Regions from separate parts of the Homo sapiens genome. Here region 2 is linked to region 1. The links are chromatin contacts, found by Hi-C or POLR2A ChIA-PET in ENCODE. All regions are on one chromosome and are shown on one strand. Each heading gives the region's core, a stretch centred on a gene start or an enhancer-like site at or near the end of the contact. The rest is flanking DNA. Distances are from core to core; before and after follow the strand shown.

The links. A loop is a pair of places that touch in the nucleus more often than their neighbours do. ChIA-PET counts read pairs that join two places held with the same protein, here RNA polymerase II (POLR2A). Pooled maps may share reads with other maps.
Region 2: a pooled map shows a loop between it and region 1 (2.5-fold over the local background). The contact joins two enhancer-like sites. A Hi-C loop is called at or near these places in 1 of 37 single-sample maps with no recorded cell type and 4 of 50 pooled maps. POLR2A ChIA-PET finds 5 or more read pairs at or near these places in 7 of 52 experiments (A673, B cell, MCF 10A and 2 more).

Annotation. Positions count from the first base shown.
Region 1 is chr22:41,766,319-41,773,333 of GRCh38, forward strand. MEI1 (meiotic double-stranded break formation protein 1) reads left to right here. Exons shown (of 31, transcript NM_152513.4): 20 at 4,368-4,643. Among named protein-coding and RNA genes, the nearest start is that of CCDC134, 31 kb to the right of the region's middle. Within about 2 kb of position 2,298, at least 2 of the 41 ENCODE cell types and tissues checked have a DNase peak (open chromatin) inside an H3K27ac peak, as active enhancers do.
Region 2 is chr22:41,858,639-41,865,763 of GRCh38, forward strand. All of the region lies in intron 1 of SREBF2 (sterol regulatory element binding transcription factor 2), which reads left to right. Among named protein-coding and RNA genes, the nearest start is that of SREBF2-AS1, 28 kb to the left of the region's middle. RefSeq lists an enhancer at 4,013-4,513. Within about 2 kb of position 3,618, at least 11 of the 41 ENCODE cell types and tissues checked have a DNase peak (open chromatin) inside an H3K27ac peak, as active enhancers do.

The sequences.
Region 1 (7,015 bases), core at 1,048-3,547:
GTGCCACCATGCCTGGCTAATTTTTGTGTTCTTAGTAGAGACAGGGTTTCACCATGTTGGCCAGGCTGGTCTCGAACTCCTGACCTTCTGATCCACCCGCCTCAGCCTTCCAAAGTGCTGGGATTACAGGTGTGAGCCACCGTGCCTGGCTTACAATTCCTTCTATATTTTTTAGTTGGAATTCTACTGTATGGACGTTTTCTTTCTTTTTATTATTCATTTTACTCAATATTATTATTATTTTTCGAGACAGGGTCTTGCTCTGTCACCCAGACTGGAGTGCAGTGGTGTGATCACAACTCCCTGCAGGCTTGACCTCCTGAGCTCAAGCAATATTCCCACCTCAGCTTCCTGAGTAGCTGGTACCACAGGCATGCACCACTGCATATGCCTGGCTAATTATTTTTATTTCCTGTAGAGACGGACTGGTCTCAAACTCCTGGGCTCAGGCAATCCCCCTGCCTTAGCCTCCCAAAGTGCTAGGATTACAGGTGTGAGCCACTGCTCCTGTCTCCAGTATTATTTTTGAGAATTACTCGTGTAGATTCACGTTGCCCTAGTTTATCAGGAAGTTGTTCTGATTAGAGTGAAAAGAAAGGTTAGAAGGGAGGTGAAAGAGTTTAGAAGGCAGAACAGGGACCATCAAGCTACTGGAGGCAGGGAAGCTCTTTGTTCTGGGCAGCTGGTTGGGCTAAAGAGGTGTGGGTAGAGGAGCACCCTCCATGGTCACTGAGGTCCTTGGTGAGCAATGGGACTGCCTAGATGAGGTAGTGCTGCAAGGGGCACCTTCAGGAGGCTCGTGGACGTCTTCCCCATAAAATTTGCCTGCTAGCTCCCAGGCCTTTCCTTGGCTTCTGTCTCTGATGTCACCTTCTTTATGTGGTATCTTTATGAAAAGGCTTCCTTGGTACCATTTACCTGTGAATGCCCTTTATGTAGAAGCAGGGTAACCTTGTATACATGCATTGTGCAGAAAGGCAGGACTCCTGGGTCCACATTCTCGTTCTGTTGCTAATGTTCTGGGCCTTCCTGGCGAGATCTCCTTCCCTTTCTGGGCCTTGGGCAGAGTTATCTCTGAGATCCTTTCTGATTCTCATGGTCTTTGAGCCTTTGTGGAAGCAGTGGAGGAGATACACACTGATGTGTGTTAAGGTATGTGTCTGAGGATCCCCAATAGCCAGAGTGTGGGTGTCTCTGTGGGGATGGATATTTCAGAGTGTCAGGCCTTACTTATGCCTGGAAACTCTTCCTTTTCAGCAACTTCATTGCAGTTTGATCAGCATTTCCTAAGCTGTTGAACACAACTCTATGCCGATGATTTTTTATTTGCTTCTCAACATTTCAGCTACTCAACCAATGTGGATTGACCACTTGACATGAGCTAGGTACCATGTGGGGCCCTGTCAGGTCTGAAATGAATCAAACAAGTTCCTTGCCCTCAGAGAACACAAGTTTGTCAGGAGAGACAAAAAGATCTCCTATGGGTCAGGCAGCTACAGTAATGAGTGCTCTCCTGGAGCTGGGGGACTGGTCAAGAACCAGCAAAGCATTATATAGCATCAGGAGAGGCTTTGTGGAGGAGATGGAGGAGGTGAAGGGAGAACTTTGAAGCTGAGAGCAGAGTATGATTTAATGTACAGAAGTGGGAAGATGCCCAATCTATCCATTCAAGGAAGGAAGCCTAGCTTAATGTGCCTTAGCTAAGTCATATGGGAGGTAGAATAGAGAGGAGCTGAAAAGGTAGACTTAAGTCTTTATTAACATGCTTGAAAATGAAATTAGGCCGGGCGCAGTTGCTCACGCCTGTAATCCTAGCACTTTGGGAGGCCGAGGCGGGCGGATTGACTGAGCTCAGGAGTTTGAGAGCAGCCTGGGCAACATGGTGAAACCCTGTCTCTACTAAAATACAAAAAATTAGCTGGGCGTGGCGGCATGCGCCTGTAGTCCCAGCTACTCGGGAGGCTGAGGCAGGAGAATTGCTTGAATCCTGGAGGCGGAGGTTGCAGTGAGCTGTGAGCTGAGATTGCGCCACTGCATTCCAGTCTGGGTGACATAGTGAGACCCTGTCTCCCAAAAAAAAAAAAAAAATGAAATTAAGGGAACAATTCCATTTACAATAGCATCAAGAAATTAAATACTTGGGAATATAACTTAACAAAGTATAAGGACTTTGTGTTAGTCAGTTCTCGCATTCTTATAAAGAACTACCAGAGACTGAGTAATTTATAAAGACAAGAGATTTATGTGACTCACAGTTTCACAGGCTATACAGGAAGCATGGCTGAGGAGGTCTCAGGAATCTTACAGTCATGGCAGAAAGCAAAGGGGAAGCTGGCATATCTTATATGGCTGGAGAAGGAGGAAGAGAGTGAAAAGGGAGGTGCTACAAACTTTAAAACAACCAGAGCTCATGAGAATTCACTCAGTATCACAAGAACAGCAACGGGGAGGTCCACCCCCATGATCCAGTCACCTCCCACCAGGCTCCTCCTCCAACACTGAGGATTATAATTTGGACATGAGATTTGGGCGGGGACACAAATCCAAATCATATCAACTTATATAGTGAAAATTTCAAAACATTACTGTTTTTCTCTAGTTTTTTTCTTAATTAAAAATCTAAATTAACAGACTGCATTCATGAATTGGAAGACTTAATAGTTTAAGATGGCAGTGCTCTCCAAATTGATCGGTAGATTCAATGCAATCTGTATCAAAATCCCAATTGTACTTTTTTGCAAAAATGAATAAGCTGAACCTAAAATTCATATGGAAATGCAAAATAGTCAAAACAATCTTGAAAAAAAAGAACAAAGTTGGAAGACTCATACCTTTTTTATTTTGGAACTTAGCAAAAAACTATAGTAATCAGGATAGTGTGGTACTGACATAGGAGTAGACATATAGATCAATGAAATAGAATTGAGAGTCCAGAAGTAAACCCATACATTTATGGTCAATTTTTGATGAGGATGCCAAGATAATTCAATGGGGGAAGATTTGTCTTTTCAGAAAATTTTCAGGAACAACTAGATATACACATGCAAAAGAATGAAGTTGGACTCTTAACTCATATCATACACAAAAATGAACTCACAATGAGTGAAAGACCTAAATGAGCCAAAACTGTAAAACCCATATAATAGCATATTAAGGAATTTTTTTTTTTTTGAGATGGAGTTTCACTCTTGTTACCCAGGCTAGAGTGCAATGGCGTGATCTTGGCTCACCACAACCTCTGCCTCCCGGGTTCAAGTGAGTCTCCTGCCTCAGCCTCCCAAGTAGCTGGGATTACAGGCATGTGCCATTATGCCCGGCAAATTTTTTATTTTTAGTAGAGACGGAGTTTCTCCATGTTGGCCAGGCTGGTCTCAAACTCCCGACCTCAGGTGATCCGCCCACCTCAGCCTCCCAAAGTGCTGGGATTACAGGCATGAGCCCCCACGCCCAGCCTCATACTAAGAAATTTGAACATTGTTATGGGAATGCAATGGGAAGAGGTAGGTTTGTGAGGAGTAAGAAATTATTCAACAAGGCCGGGCACGGTGGCTCACACCTGTAATCCCAGCACTTTAGGAGGCCAAGGCGGGCAGATCACCTGAGGTCAGGGGTTTGAAACCAGCCTGACCAACATGGAGGAACTCCGTCTCTACTAAAAATACAAAATTAGCCGGGCATGGTGGCACATGCCTGTAATCCCAGCTACTCAGGAGGCTGAGGCAGGAGAATCACTTGAACCCGGGAGGCAGAGGTTGCGGTGAGCCGAGATCATGCCATTGCACTCCAGCCTGGGCAACAGGAGCGAAACTCTGTCTCAGAAAAAAAAAAAGAAATTATTCAACATATCTCCCCTTCACCCCTTCTGTGCCAGGCCCTATGCTAAGTGCACAGATTAATCTGCCACAGTCCCTACCCTCAAGCAGCTTTCAGTCTAGTGTGGGAAGTAGACATGCACACTGACAATTACAACCCACTGTGGTACCATCATCAAGCTGGGTTTCTTGACCTCGGCACTATTAATATTTTGCACCAGATCATTCTTGTGTGATAAGCTTTGTAGGATATTTAGCAGCATCCCCACTCTCTCCCTACTAGATCCCAATAGCATTCCCCCAATCAAGATAGTAAAAAATGTCTCCAGACTTTACCAAATGTCCCATGGGGACAAAATCACCCCTAGTTGATAACTTCTGTTATAAGGTAAGTACAGTGGTATTTTCTCACTAAAGTGCCTTGGGATGAGCTAGCCAAGGTGTCCTGGAATACTGAGATGACAGTACATTTTTCCTAGTCATCTCTTGGCCATGTTGGGGTCTCTTGGGTCCTCTGCAAGGTGTATTTACCTCCTTTCTTTGTTTTGCCTCCAGACTATGGTCAGTGCAATCAGAAAATTCCTAGAAGGCATCCCAGACCTGCAGCTAGTCTATACTCACCATCCGCTCCTGCTCAGGTTCTTTCTGTTGTATCCAGAGCTCATGAGTAGGTATGGGCACCGTGTCCTGGAACTTTGGTTCTTCTGGGAAGAGAGCAGCTATGAGGAACTGGATGATGTCACCTCTGCTGGGCAGCCCGCCCTTCCTGCCAGCTTAGTAGTCCTGTTCCAGTTGCTCAGAAGCATCCCCAGCATCCTGCTCATCTTGCTGGTAGGCAACCACTCATTCATTTCTACATTCAGAAATCGTGGGCCTTCTCTCTCTGAGAGCCGGTTTACTGAGGTCAGGAGGCACCCACATCTGCTTCAGCCCACCTCCAGACTTATCACTGTCTGCATGTGAGTTGGAGGGGTGGTGGTCTCTTCTACTTGTAGGTGCCTAGTTTCTGTAAATCCATACTCTTTCCTAAGTCTAATGGAAGTCTACCAACTGAGAGATGTGTGCCTCTCTTCCCCCCAGGGGATGACACTATGAAATGCAGATCTTAGTCACCATCCCCTCTCACCTCCCTGTCATCTCTCAAGCAGATTCTGCTGACACAGGTTTAATGTTAAAGGAAGCCCATGGGGCATGTAGATGGACATTTCTGATGGCAGAGGGACTCCTCCTCTTTTTTGCCATGACTTACATGATAATATTATATGTACATTACTTGCTCAGGCATACCTAGAATTGTCAGATGCCCCAGTACTTTTTTTTCTGGAGACACAGTCTCACACTGTTGCCCAGGGTGCAGTGCCGTGGCATGATCTGGGCTCACTGCAACCTCCACCTCCCGGGTTCACGCAATTCTCCTGCCTCAGCCTCCCGAGTAGCTGGGACTACAGGTGCACGCCACCACACCCAACTAATTTTTTACTTTTTTTTTTAAGAGATGGGGTTTCACCAGGTTGCCCAGGCTGTCAATACTTTTTGGTGAAGTACGTTACTGAAATTCCCATCAGGAATTAGATGGGCTAATTAGATTAGATAAGGTAAACTGCCTAGTGGCTGGCTTTAACTCCACTTTTTTTCCTTCCACTCAAGAAGGCAAATTGAACAACAAATTAGATACCAAGGAGAGTAGCAGGGGACAGAACTAAGATACTAGGTTTTCTTCACCAGATGAAATATTCGGGGTCAGTTCTTCACACATAGTAGGTACTTATAAATTATGACCCATTGAATTATGGGTCTAGACCAATCTAAGTCTGTCCAGGGATAGTAGTGACAATACAGTCATGCATTGCTTAATGATGGGGATACATTTTTAGAAACACAGTGTTAGGTGATTTTGTCATACCAACATCATGGAGTATACTTACAGACATCTAGATGGTCTAGCCTACTACACACCTAGGTATATGGGATGACCTGTTACTCCTAGGCTACAAACCTGTACAGCATGTTACTGTACTGAATATTGTAGACAAATGTAACACAGTGACATTTGTATATCTAAACATAGAAAAGATACAGCATGACTATATCTTATTTATTTTTATTTTTTTTCTTTTTTCTTGCTCTGTTGCCCAGGCTAGAGTGCAGTGGCAGGATCATGGCTCACTGCAGCGTCAATCTTCTGGGCTCAAGTGATCCTCCTGCCTTAGCCTCCCAAGTAACTAGAATTGGCTGGGCGTGGCAGCTCATGCCTATAATCCCAGTACTTTGGGAGGCCGAGCCAGGTGAATCACCTGAGGTCAGGAGTTCAAGACCAAGTAGCTGGAACTACAAGCATGTGCTACTGTGTCTGGCTAATTTTTATATTTTTTGTAGAGACAGTGTTTTATCATGTTGCCCAAGCTGGTCTCAAATTCCTGGGCTCCAGCGATCCTCCCACCATGGCCTCCCAAAGTGTTGGGATTATAGGCATAAACGACTGTACCTGCCATTTTTTCTTTTTAAATACATGAAACATAGGCTTAGAGAGATTTGCCCATGGTCACAAGAGTTGGAAATCAAAATATTAAAACCCAGATTTGACTCCCTATCTATCAGTTGTTCTGTCTGAGGCTCTCTTTTTACTCAGTCTGTTTATTCTTCCTGGGTTATCTCATTCACACCCATGGCTTTGTTTGCCTCCTGGCTGTATGGTGATGACTCAAATCCCTGCACCACCCCTGACCTCTCTCCTGAGCTCATACCCATGAAGTCAACCATCTATTTGACATTTCTGCCTAAAATGGAGCTCATTATCTCCTCTCCCAAATTCCCTTTCTCAGCCTGGGTCTTCCTAGAATGGAGAGGTCCCTCACTAACTGAAGGCTGTGCTAGGCCACTAACTTCACAGGATGTAAATATTAAAAGAAGCAAACCAAACAGAAATTGAATCTCAGGAGACCAAATACTTAGAGTCTACATCCCAGGGAAGCTGGAGTGGATGCCCCACCATTTATCCTGGTGACCCAGTCCTTGTCCTTGAATGTGCACCATCCTTATCACCTCTCCTTTCTGGAGGTGGTGGAGGTCAGGGCAGAGAGGAGTCTTGTGTTTCACTTGGCATAGAGCTTAACAGAAAGGAGCTGCCTTCAAGATGAGTTGTTGCATAGAGGACTAGGAAGATAGAGGCTAATCTGAACTTCAGTTTTCTCCCACAGAAAATG
Region 2 (7,125 bases), core at 2,368-4,867, 94 kb after region 1:
CCAAGAGGCTGCAGTGGAGGATCCCTTAAGCCCAGGAGGTAGAGGCCACAGTGAGCTATGATCACATCACTGCACTCCAGCCTGGGTGACAGAGTAAGACCCTGTCTCTAAAACAGAAACCCAGAACTTACTGTGAAATGGAGGGTTAAGGATCACAACAATAAAAAATCTCATAGGTGACCAAAAAAAGGAAAAGATTTATTTTTTAAAAAAGATAGGGACCTGCCGGGCACAGTGGCTCACACCTGTAATCCCAGCACTTTGGAAGGCTGAGGCGGGTGGATCACGAGGTCAGGGGTTCGAGACCAGCCTGACCAACATGGTGAAACCCCGTCTCTACTGGGCGTGGTGGCGGGCGCCTGTAATCCCAGCTACTCAGGAGGCTGAGGCAGGAGAAGTGCTTGAACCCAGGAGGTGGAGGTTGCAGTGAGCCGAGATCCCGCCACTGCACTCCAGCCTGGGCGACAGAGCAAGACTCCGTCTCAAAAAAAAAAAAAAAAGTGGGGGGACCTAATAAAACAGTCACACAGTTTTATAGACCAGAAAAACTAAGAAATATATAAATACCACAATGAAAAGGCACTTTGGCTTGAAAAACACCTGAGGTTTGCTTGTGGGAAGTAAGTGTCATTAGGTTACAGCTTGGGAGTTATCAGGAAGTGGTGGAAGGAGGGCTGTCTGAAGTCCAATGGAAAGTTCTGACATCAATGTGATGAATGTGATTCATAACACATGCAGTGACCTGATGAAGCTGGTAGATGTTTAAGGTGCCTGTGTATGTGTGTGCACATTTTGTGCATTCCTGCATGGCTCATTTCAGCCGAATATGGTTTTCTGCACTTCCTAGTGTTTTTCTCATGCATAAGCAAATGCAAAATTTATATTATGCTCAGATTGTTTCTGGATGTATCTGATGCATTTGAACAAATTCACATTTTCAAAGTAAGAGTTAAAGCAAAAGTGTCAAAAAAAAAAAACCCACTATGAATAATGTGTACTAGCTAATACTAAGTGCCAGGCATGGTGCCATAGATTCCACATGAGTTATCTCATCAATCCGTGAGTTAGCTGTAATTGTTAGCCACAATGTACAGTTGAGAAAAACTGCAGCTGAAAGAGGTAAAACTTGCCCCAGGTTCCAAGGCTAGGATATGGTGATTCTTTTTTTTTTTTTTTTTTTTTTTTTTTTTGAGACGGAGTCTCGCTCTGTCACCCAGGCTGGAGTGCAGTGGCGCAATCTCGGTGCAAGCTCCGCCTCCCAGGTTCTCGCCATTCTCCTGCCTCAACCGCCCAAGTAGCTGGGACTACAGGCGCCCGCCACCACGCCCAGCTAATTTTTTATATTTTTAGTAGAGACGGGGTTTCACCGTGTTAGCCAGGATGGTCTCGATCTCCTGACCTCATGATCCGCCCGCCTCGGCCTCCCAAAGTGCTGGGATTACAGGTGTGAGCCACCGCGCCAGGCCGACATGGTGATTCTTAATTGCTATGTCATTCTTTTTTTCTGAACATATTAAAAGAGAAATAACAAAGTGGGGGAAGTACTTGCAGACATTTAAGAAGAATAAGTATCTATAATATCTGGAAGTTTTTTAAATCAGTGAAAAAAAAAAAAAGACAAAATAGCCTGATAGCAAAAATGGACGAAGGTCAAGAGCAGGCGGTTTACAAAGGAAGAAATGCAAATGCTCAATAAAATTGGGACTTTAGAAAAAAAAAAGACTTTCAGCCTCAGTTAGTACTCAGTCATGCAAGACAAAACAATTCCATGTTGGTTTTTTCCACTATCAGATTGACAGAAATGGCTGTGAGGAAACACTAGCAGGAGCATAGATTTTTGAAACCTTTCCAAAGCATGTATAGTGGTCCTTTGACCCAGCCATCTAACTTCTAGGAATTTATCCTAAGAAAATAGAGAAGTGGGGGAACAAAAGAGTTGTTAATAATGCCGAATAACTTGCTGGGTGTGGTGGCACACGCCTGTAATCCCAGCACTTTGGGAGGCCAAGTCAAGAGGATCGCTTGAGCCCAGGAGTTTGAGACCAGCTTAGACAACATAGGGAGACTCTGTCTCCACAAAAAAAAGATTTCTTTAAAGTTAGCCAGGTTTGGTGATGCATGCTTGTAGTCCCAGCTACTCAGGAGTCTGAGGTGGGAGGATTGCTTAAGCACAGGAGGTAGAGGCTGCATTGAGCCCCACCACTGCCTTCCAGCCTGGGCAAGAGAGCAAGACCCTGTCTCAAAAAAATAAAAAAAAAAGATAAGGCTGAAAAATTTAAAGCAATTTTTCATCATTAAGTTAAACAAATTTTAATACACTGGTACAGTACAATGGCACACAGAATGATACCGTGGGACTCTGAAAAGGATGATGTTACGTCTGTAATGGTTGACACTGAATGTTCTTCATATTTATTAACCAAAGGGAACAGGGTGCAAAGTAGCATGTTCAGTGTGATCTCATTTTTGTAAAACAATTTGCATGCATGTGCATGCTTAAGTGTGCAAGCAAGCCTTGTAGAGGAAGAAATCTGGAAGGGCACACATTAAAACATTGACAATGGGCCGGGCGCTGTGGCTCACGCCTGTAATCCCAGCACTTTGGGAGGCCGAGGCAGGTGGATCACAAGGTCAGCAGTTCGAGACGAGCCTGTCCATTGTGGTGAAACCCCCTCTCTACTAAAAATACAAAAATTAGCTGGGCATGGTGGCACGCACCTGTAATCCCACCTACTCAGTGGGATTACACCGGGAGGCTGAGGCAGGAGAATTGCTTGAACCTGGGATGTGGAGGTTGTGGTGAGCCAAGATCATGCCACTGCACTCTAGCCTGGGCAACTGAGTAAGACTCCATTTAAAAAAAAAAAAATTGACAATGGATGACTCAAGAATAGTGGAACTGCTGGATGATTTTTATTTTTGTTCTTTTCATTTATATGCTTTCTAAATTTTTCTTTAGTGAATATATTACTTTTATGATTTTAACAAATTATTAAAAACAGGGCCAGGCGCAGTGGCTCACACCTGTAATCCTAGCACTTTGAGAGGCCGAGGTAGGCGGATCATCTGAGGTCAGGAGTTCGAGACCAGCCTGGCCAACATGGTGAAACCCTGTCTCTACTAAAAATACAAAAATTAGCAGGGCGTGGTGGTGTGTGCCTGTAGCCCCAGCTACTTGGGAGGCTGAGGCAGAAGAATCACTTGAACCCAGGAGGTGGAGGTTGCAGTGAGCCGAGATTGCACCACTGCACGCCTGGGCAACAGAGCGAGACTTTGTCTCAAAAAAAAAAAAAATTATTAAAAACATTGTCTAACACAAGGTGCATAATAAATACAAAATATAAGAATAAATGACCTTTGTAAACTAGGTTTCCCAGCCCCTAATAGGGCTGGGTAACAAATACCTGTTAAAGGATTATTGACTGAATCTGTAATTTGGAGAAACTGTAACCCTATTTGGAGGCTTCACATTCTTTATTCTTGACCAGAATTAATTTAACCAGATTTCAGGTTACCTCATTCTCAGGTAGATGCTGAAGGCTGAGCTGAGCAAAGTGATATTTATGTTACCTCCAAGCCACAAGCTCCATAAAGTTCATGTGAACTCAGGGTCTCTTTGTGAGTCATGGGGCTGCTTGCAATGCACGGATGATAACAGGAACCTCTAATTTTGGTTATTTGCTTTTAGAGACCAGAACCCAGATACAGTTTCCTGGGGCCTCACCTACTTTGTTAAGCAACTTAGCTATAAGTTTACAAAGCAGCTAAAAACAGGAGCAGGGGAGTGAGATGAGCTTGAGCGTGCCAGCCTAGCTCGTGGGAGGCCTGTCTCTGGCCCTGAGCTTTGTGGCCTGCCGTAGGAACTGGAGCTTCATTTTCAAAGCTCCATAAAACTCGCCTTCTCCCGGGCCTCCCTTTTCTGAGTTTCATGGCTCTCTGTGGAAATGACAGCCTGTGTAATCACAGAATGTGAATGATCAGAGCAGGGAACAGTGAGGAGCCATTAGGACATTCCCATGGGTGTAGCTCACAGTTACAAAGCACAACTACACCCTGGTTCTCCAGGCCTCCTCTTTCCTGGCACCGCAGACCAGATGGGGTCCTGGAGAGGCTCTGCGTGCCCTTCTGGAGCTTCCCATCACTCCTTTCTGCAGATGTTCATCTTAACAGCCCCTCTGTGCCACTCAGCCCAGTACCCGGCTGCCCGGCTGACTGGAGATGGCTCCACTGGAGCTTTTTGTGTGTGGGTTGAAAGGGACTTTTTTATTTTAATTTAAGTAGTCTCATTCCATCTGCCTACACACTCTTACGCTTCGTGAACTAAGCTTTCTGACCTGTGTAGGTTACTTCACCACACCAGCCCATATCTTTCCCACAAAAGGGTTTCAAGAGTACTTGACAAAATGAGATCAGTGCACCCACATGCCTGTGTAGTGGGTGCTCTGGAAGTACCGCCAACATTGACCTGCATAAGGGTCTACCCTTCACCAAGCACTTCGGATAAATTATCTTATTAATCCTCAGGGCAAAGAGGCCAAGTGTGTATTTTCAAAGCAGCCTTTTGTAGTGAGGAAACCAAGGCTTAAAGAGAAGTATCTTGCCCACGCTCACACCACTGATTAGGTGGGCCTCCAGAGACTCACACCTAGGCCTGACTACCACCAAAGCCTGTGCGCATCTATGAGGCCACCCTGGCCTTCTGCCCTCCTTAGCTTTCCATGGATGGAAACTGTCGGCCAGTGTGTGATATTCTTCTGGCTCTGTGTTACAGCCCTCTGTATTGATTTCTTACAGAGTTGGGATTTTGGGGGAATTCTAAAAGGTTCAACAAATTCTTAGATTTCTCTTAGTCATTTTCTTAAAGCATTTTATAATCTTGTACTTGGAGTGTGTCAGCACTAAATTATGTTTTGTTTAAATGTACTGAATTTGAGGACATTTCTCAGTTTAATCATGTCACGGAATTGGAATTGGTTAGTACAAGCTGCAATATCTGTAGCAATCTGCCCATTTCTCCCTCGCACAAGGCTGAGTGAGGACAGAGCTTAGTGTCAAGATGTTGGTAAATAATACCACTATGTAGGAATGTAGTCTGGTGAGATGCTGTTTTTCCCAGCAGGTTTAACTGACTGAATACTTAAGGTGCCCAGATTGAAATGCAAAGCTCCAGTTATCCCATATGGAGACTACACTAGAAAGCCCCAGCAGCTTTATTTATTTACATTTATTTATTTATCTATCTATTTATTTATTTATTTTTTGGGACGGAGTCTTGCTCTGTTCCCTAGGCTGGAGTACAGTGACGCAGTCATCTCGGCTTACTGCAACCTCTGCCTCCTGGGTTCAAGCGATTCTCCTGCCTCAGCCTCCCGAGTAGCTGGGATTACAGGCACCCACCACCATGCCTGGCTAATTTTTGTAGTAGACAGGGGTTTTCACCATGTTTGTCAGGCTGGTCTCGAACTCCTGACTTCAGGTGATCCACCTGCCTTGGCCTCCCAAAGTGCTGGGATTACAAGCATAAGCCACCACCCCTGGCCTATTTACATTTAATTATGATTTATTTTTCCTATCCTTCTGCAAGCATATATATATATATATATATATATATATATATATATATACACACACACACACACACACACAAAATATCAAAATATATATATATATGTATATATATATATATTTTTTTTTTTTTTTGAGACTGAGTCTCGCTCTGTTGCCCAGGCTGGAGTGCAGTGGCACGATCTCTGCTCACTGCAAGCTCTGCCTCCCGGGTTCACTCCATTCTCCTGACTCAGCCTCCCGAGTAGCTTGGACTACAGGCGCCCACCACCACGCCCAGCTAATTTTTTGTATTTTTAGTAGAGACGGGGTTTCACCGTGTTAGCCAGGATGGTCTCGATCTCCTGACCTTGTGATCCGCACGCCTTGGCCTCCCAAAGTGCTGGGATTATAGGCGTGAGTCACCGCGCCCGGCCCAAAAAATCTTTGTGTTTTTTTGTTTGTTTGTTTTGTGTTCAGAGAAGGGATCTGGCTAGGTGCCCTGGCTCATGCCTGTAGTCCCAGCACTTTGGGAGGCCAAACCGAGAGGTTGCTTTTCAGGAGTTTGAGACCAGCCTGGGCAACATGGTGAAATCTCGTCTCTACAGAAAATACAAAAATTAGCCGGGCATGGTTGGCGCACACCTGTGGTCCCAGCTACTCAGGAGGCTGATGTGGAAGGATCGCTTGAGCCTGGGAGGTGGAGGCTGCAGTGAGCTGAAATTGCAACACTGCACTCCAACCTGGGTGACAGAGCAATACCCTATCTCAAAAAAAAGAGAGACAGAGTCTCGCTGTGTTGCCCAGGCTGTTCTCAAACTCCTGACCTCAAGTGACCCTCCCACCTTGGCCTCACAATGCACTGGGATTACAGGCATGAGCCACCACAACCGGTCTCAGCAGCTTTCTGTTTGTCAGATATACAAATATACCCCAGGCTCCAGGCCCCCACATCCCCCAAAAAACACACACACACACACACACACAGCATCAGAGACCTGAGAAGGACATCTTGGTGGAGGTTTGGGGGAATGGAGATGGTTCCTTTTATTTTTTTATAGTGGTGGTGTGGTGGTTTTTGTTGTTTTGGTGTCTAAATCAGAGCATCACATGGCCTTGAAGGTTTGGAAAGGAGGGGCCATAGTTCAAGAACAAGCAGTAGCTTCTTGGGAACGTATTGGAGAGAGAAAAGAGAAAAGAATATGGACAATGTAGAGAATTGTAGGTCTGAAACTATCTGGGACAAAGCTGAGGCTCCTGACTTCTATAGGGACCAGTCATATGAAAAAGAAGGGAGTCGTGAGAGATGATGGGGTAGTTGTGGGTTAAGTTGGGTTTTGGAAAGCCTTTGGGAAGATTGACCAGGGAAGAGGCCCTGGAAGTAGGCTTGAGACCCTTTGGGCTGGGAATTTAAGGGTCCCAGCTACTTGGAACATGATCTAGAAAGGGAAGCGAGGTCTCCAGGTGGACAAATCCCTTTGGACCCAAGACTCCTTGCCCAGAGAAAAGGGGCACAACCAGACAAGGGCTAGCATGGGCCCTGGGAAGCACGGAGTTCAGGGTGGGGCAGGCTTGCTGTGT